2 separate regions of the Homo sapiens genome follow, and region 1 is linked to region 2. Evidence: chromatin contacts called from ENCODE Hi-C or POLR2A ChIA-PET data. All regions are on one chromosome and are shown on one strand. The core of a region is the stretch at or near the end of the contact, and the rest is flanking DNA. Distances in the headings are between cores, read along the strand shown.

What was found. A loop is a pair of places that touch in the nucleus more often than their neighbours do. ChIA-PET counts read pairs that join two places held with the same protein, here RNA polymerase II (POLR2A). Pooled maps may share reads with other maps.
Region 1: a map with no recorded cell type shows a loop between it and region 2 (2.6-fold over the local background). The contact joins two enhancer-like sites. A Hi-C loop is called at or near these places in 3 of 37 single-sample maps with no recorded cell type and 7 of 50 pooled maps. POLR2A ChIA-PET finds 5 or more read pairs at or near these places in 13 of 52 experiments (AG04449, AG04450, CD8-positive, alpha-beta memory T cell and 10 more).

Annotation. Positions count from the first base shown.
Region 1 is chr22:31,634,438-31,637,137 of GRCh38, forward strand. All of the region lies in intron 3 of PISD (phosphatidylserine decarboxylase), which reads right to left. Among named protein-coding and RNA genes, the nearest start is that of MIR7109, 14 kb to the left of the region's middle. Within about 2 kb of position 1,399, at least 8 of the 41 ENCODE cell types and tissues checked have a DNase peak (open chromatin) inside an H3K27ac peak, as active enhancers do.
Region 2 is chr22:31,536,030-31,538,729 of GRCh38, forward strand. The region is part of intron 4 of SFI1 (SFI1 centrin binding protein); the gene reads left to right. It also overlaps the pseudogene RPS26P59. Among named protein-coding and RNA genes, the nearest start is that of SFI1, 41 kb to the left of the region's middle. Within about 2 kb of position 1,267, at least 2 of the 41 ENCODE cell types and tissues checked have a DNase peak (open chromatin) inside an H3K27ac peak, as active enhancers do.

The DNA.
Region 1 (2,700 bases), core at 149-2,648, 99 kb after region 2:
CTGCAAGATGTCCCGGATACCCCTGGCACATTCAGAGCCCCACCAGCAGCTCCCCAAGGGCCCTGCCCAGGCACTCAGGAAGGGCAGACTGGGGTGGAATTCAGAAAAAGTGCTTTAGGCCAGACGTGGTGACTTAGTGTCTGTAATCCCAGCACTTTGGGAGGTCAAGGTGGGCAGATCACCTGAGGTGAGAAGTTCAACACCAGCCTGGCCAACATGGTGAAACCCCATCTTTACTAAACATACAAAAATTAGCCAGGTGTGGTGGTGCACGCCTGTAATCCCAGCTACTCGGGAGGCTGAGGTGGGAGAATCGCTTGAACCTAGGAAGCAGAGGTTGCAGTGAGCTGAGATTGCCACTGCATTCAGCCTGGGTGACAGAGCAAGACTCCATCTCAAAAAAAAAAAAAAAAAAAAATAGAAAAAGAAAAAGAAAAAGTGCTTTTAGGCCTGGCACGGTGACTCATGCCTGTAATCCCAACACTTTGGGAGGCTGAGGTGGGCGGATCACCTGAGGTCAAGAGTTCAAGACCAGCCTGGCCAACATGGTGAAACCCTGTCTCTACTAAAAATACAAAATTACTCAGGTGTGGTGGCACGCACGTGTAATCCCAGCTACTCAGGAGGCTGAGGCATGAGAATCGCTTGAACCTGGGAGGTGGAGGTTGCAATGAATTGAGATCGTGCCATTGCACTCCAGTCTGGGCAACAAGAGTAAAACTCCGTCTCAAAAAACAAAACAAAACAAAACAAAACTGCTTTTAGGTAGAGCCTCCTGGCAGACAGCTTCATGCAGGGCTGCAGGTATCTTGAGTCGGCCATCCCTCGATTCCTTCCAGCCCAGAAGTTTAGCCTTGTGTTTAAGTTCCATGTCTTTTTTTTGGAGACAGAGTCTGACTCTATCCCCCAGGCTGGAGTGCAGTGGAATGATCTTGGCTCACCACAACCTCTGCCTCCCGGGTTCAAGCAATTCTCATGCCTCAGCCTCCCAAGTAGCTGGGACTACAGGTACCTGCCACCACACTGGGCTAATTTTTGTATTTTTAGTAGAGATGGGGTTTCACCATGTTGGCCAGGCTCATCTCAAACTCCTGACCTCAGGTGATCTGCCTGCCTCCCAAAGTGCTGGGATTACGGGCGTCAGCCACCATGCCCCGCTGAGTTCCACATATTCTTGAGACACGGTCCCTCCGCTTGTCCACACACTGACCGCTCAAAGCCATTGGAGGTAGCTCCCAGGTGGGTCCTGGGCCACCTGGGGGCATGGCTGTATGAGCCACCGTTCCGCCCTCTGCGATCTCCTCCTGCCCTAGAGTGAGCCCACAATTCTCTGAGGTCAGAGCTGGCCCCTGCCAGCCAGTTCCAGTGGCATAAGAACACTACAGGAGTTCAGGTGGCACTGGGGCAGGCAGGAGGCTCTGCTTCCCTGCCAACTTGACTATTTGCCCATTTCCACACTCACACCTATTAGGTAAGAAGTAAAATAGTACTAAAGCTCCACTCCCTGCCAGCATGGGGCCAGGTATTTACATACACATCACTCTTATTTAACAACTTTATGAGGGCATGAATGGCCCTATTTATAGATGAGAATAATAAAGCTACAGCATGTACATCGCTCACCAACATGGAGAACACGTCCGATACTGCCCACTACCAGGTACACCGCGGCGCCAGGACGCGTGCTGAGCACAGGCCCATGGGGCTCCAGGAAGGGGACAGGGAGAGAAGGAGGACACAGGCCACTTCACAGGGTTCTGCCTTATGCTTAGGCTGAATGGTGGTAGACCAGACAGGCTGATCTGTCTTTATTCCTTTTGATGAATTGGAATACTGTACTATACATTTTTTTTTTATTCTAAACGGAGGCTAGAAACAAGGAAGCAGCGCTCAGACAGGAGTGAGCATACCTGCAAGCCCAGCTGAGTAAGGCCTTTCCTGCACTGCTGCTCCCCAAACACCTCAGCCCTTGCCACAAGCCCCCAGGGCCATGCCTCAAAACAATAAAACCACCTTCCGGGTTCAAGCGATTCTCCTGCCTCAGCCTCCCAAGTAGCTGGGATTACAGGCACCCGCCACCACGCCCAGCTAATTTCTGGGTTTTGTTTTTTTTTGTTTTTGAGATGGAGTCTCACTCTCTCTCCCAGTCTGGAGTGCAGTGGCACGATCTCGGCTCACTGCAAGCTCTGCCTCCCAGGTTCACACCATTCTCCTGCCTCAGCCTCCCAAGTAGCTGGGACTACAGGCGCCCGCCACCACGCCCGGCTAATTTTTTGTATTTTTTTTAGTAGAGACGGGGTTTCAACGTGTTAGCCAGGATGGTCTCGATCTCCTGACCTTGTGATCTGCCCACCTCAGCCTCCCAAAGTGCTGGGATTACAGGCATGAGCCACCACGCCCAGCCTAATTTTTGTATTTTTAGTAGAGACGGGGTTTCACCATGTTGGCCAGGCTGGTCTTGAACTCCTGACCTCGTGATCCACCCATCTCGGTCTCCCAAAGTGCTGGGATTACAGGTGTGAGCCACCGCGCCCAACCTTTTCCCTTTTTTTAAAAAGATTACATATTCGTTGGGCGCAGTAGCTCACGCCTATAATTTCAACACTTTGGGAGGCCAAGGCAGCTATATCACTTGAGCCCAGGAGGTTGAGACCTGCCTGGGCAACACGGCAAAACTCTACAAAAAAAAATAATAATAAA
Region 2 (2,700 bases), core at 17-2,516:
TTGTTCCCTTACCACACTTGGTCTGGATTTTCTTTTTCCTTGTCTCTTTTGACCCTCTCCTGCTCAAATTTTTTTCTACCCGTGGCTGTTTCTCCTCCATATGAAGCCCTGTCCTAGAAGGGTACCCTGGCAGATGAGTTTTGAGATTCCCTAGGGGCTGGACTGCTCTAGCTGTTTCAGTTCTTATGTGAGCCCTCGTGCTGGAGAGGATAAAACTCATAGTTTCAGCTGCTGGTCTTAAATTGGGCCTCTGTACCTTCCAACAACAGCTCATTGGCTATTTTAGGGTTCTCCTGTTGTTAGGTTCCTCAGATGCTACTCGGGGATCCAAAGATTGAAAACTGTGTTGCTACCTCCACTATTTTCCTAAAATCCGTTTTATTTATTTATTTATTTTTTGAGACGAAGTTTTGCTCTTGTTGCCCAGGCTGGAGTGCGGTGGCACGATCTTGGCTCACTGCAACCGCCACCTTCTGGGCTCAAGCAATTCTCCTGCCTCCGCCTCCTGAGTAGCTGGGATTAAAGGTGCACGCCACCATGCTCTGCTAATTTTTTGTGTTTTTAGTAGAGACGGGGTTTCACCCTGTTGGCCAGAGTGGTCTCAAACTCCTGACCTCAAGTGATCCACCTGCCTTGGCCTCCCAAAATGCTGGGATTACAGGCATATGCCACCATGCCCGGCCCTAAAATCTATTTTTTACTCAATTTTATTTATCTATATTTGACCCATATTTGACTGGGAACCTCTTTTCAAATAATGCCTTCCAAGTCCTTGGGAAATGCTGATTGTATGTTAGAAGTACATTGACTCTAAGAGAAAGCCTAACAATGGCTGAAACAAATTGAGATTTGTTTTTTCTGTTTTTTGTTTTTTTTTTTAAAATTAACTTTTTTTTTACCTTTAGAGACAGGGTCTCACTATGTTTTCCAGGCTGGTCTTGAACTCCTGCACTCAAGCGATCCTCCCTGCTCTGCCTCCCAAAGTGTTAGGATTACAGGCATGAGGGGATTTACTTCTTTTTTTTTAACAAGCCACCTGGAGATTGGCAGTTACTGGTATTGCTTCAGCTGTTCAGTGATGTCGTTTTAGACTCAGGCTTCTAGTACCTTTCTAGTTCAACATCCTTAGCACATTGGCCCTTTGTCCTCATAGGTAACACTTCGTAGTTGCAAGATGACTATTCTAGCTTTACACAGGAAGGTGGGGGTAAGGGTGGCGTCAGTTTGATCTCTTTATCAGGAAAGAAAACTTCCCTGGAAGTTCCCCACTGCATTCTGCTTCTGCCTCATTGGCCAGAGCTTTGTCACCGGCCACCTTTAGCTACAGAGGAGGTTTGGAAAGAAATCTTTCTGGCCTCTGTAGTGGATACTTACGAGAAAAAGGGCTTGGCAGTGGGTGTTGGGTTAGCCAGTGACTGCTAGCTAACCTGCTACATTGCTTTAAAACATTCGCATTATGCTGTTTTTCATGTCTTCGCTCTTCAGTGGTAGGCGGGTGTAGAGGAAAGAATACTGGACTAGAATTAAGGAGACCTGAGCTTCGGTTCTAACCCAGGCCCTAGCTAATTGTTTGATCTGAGGATAGTTACGCCTGTAGGCCTCAGTTTTGCAAATTACAAAATGATAGAGTGAGAATATTTGTTTTCTAAGCAGCTACCAGAATTAGAATTCTGATACTGTGTTTCCATTGACTTAGAAATTTGTGAAGGGATAGTTATTTTCTAATATCTATATATCAATATCAAATATCAATCTGTTAAAATCAAGTAGGTTCTTTGTTACTTGGGGGAACATTGGGCATCCTGATCTTTGTTTTTAGGCTTTTTCCATACTGAGTTATTTATTTCTCAATTTTAGGAGTGTTAGGCGGGAATAATATCATACCACAAACTACAGAATAATGCCTTTATGTGCTTAGATAATGTTTTAGCTTTGTTTTTTGTTTGTTTGTTTGTTTTTGAGACCGAGTTTCACTCTTGTTGCCCAGGCTGGAGTGCAGTGACGCGATCTTGGCTCACTGCAACTTTCGCTTCCCGGGTTCAAGCAATTCTCCTGCCTCAGCCTGCCAAGTAGCTGGGACCACAGGCATGCGCCACCATGGCCGGCTATTTTTTGTATTTTTAGTAGAGACGGGGTTTCACCATGTTGGTCTCGAACTCCTAACCTCAGATGATCCACCCACCTCAGCCTCCCAAAGTGCTGGGATTACAGGCATGGGCCACTGCACCCAGCCTTAACCTTTTTTTTTTTTTTTTAAGTACAATTTCCATTTTATTTTTCTCTGGAGAATAATTTTTCTTCAGTCCTTAAGGACACAGTTTCTTAACGGGTTTTAGTGGGAGTCATGGGGCAACGCCTGCAGGTCGAAATGGAGGTGTGGGTATTCAGTCCTAGCAGCCTTCATGAGATTGATTTCTAACTACTTTGCTGTGAATGGCACAACTCACATATTAAGGTAGCTTCATATATGGCTTGGGTAGCACCTAGGCATCAAAGATCCTCACTTCAGAAATGTCCCTGACTGCTGCAGCCTCTACTGTGTTTCAAATGATGAATTTCTCCTGTTTTTGTTAAAGTCACTACATTTGCTAAAATCAATGATGAATTCCTAAACTTTCTTTAACTTGACCTACCAGGTAGCATTAGAGAGTCCATCATTTCCTTCTTCTAGAATACCTTTCTTCTCCCAGGTTCTAGTTA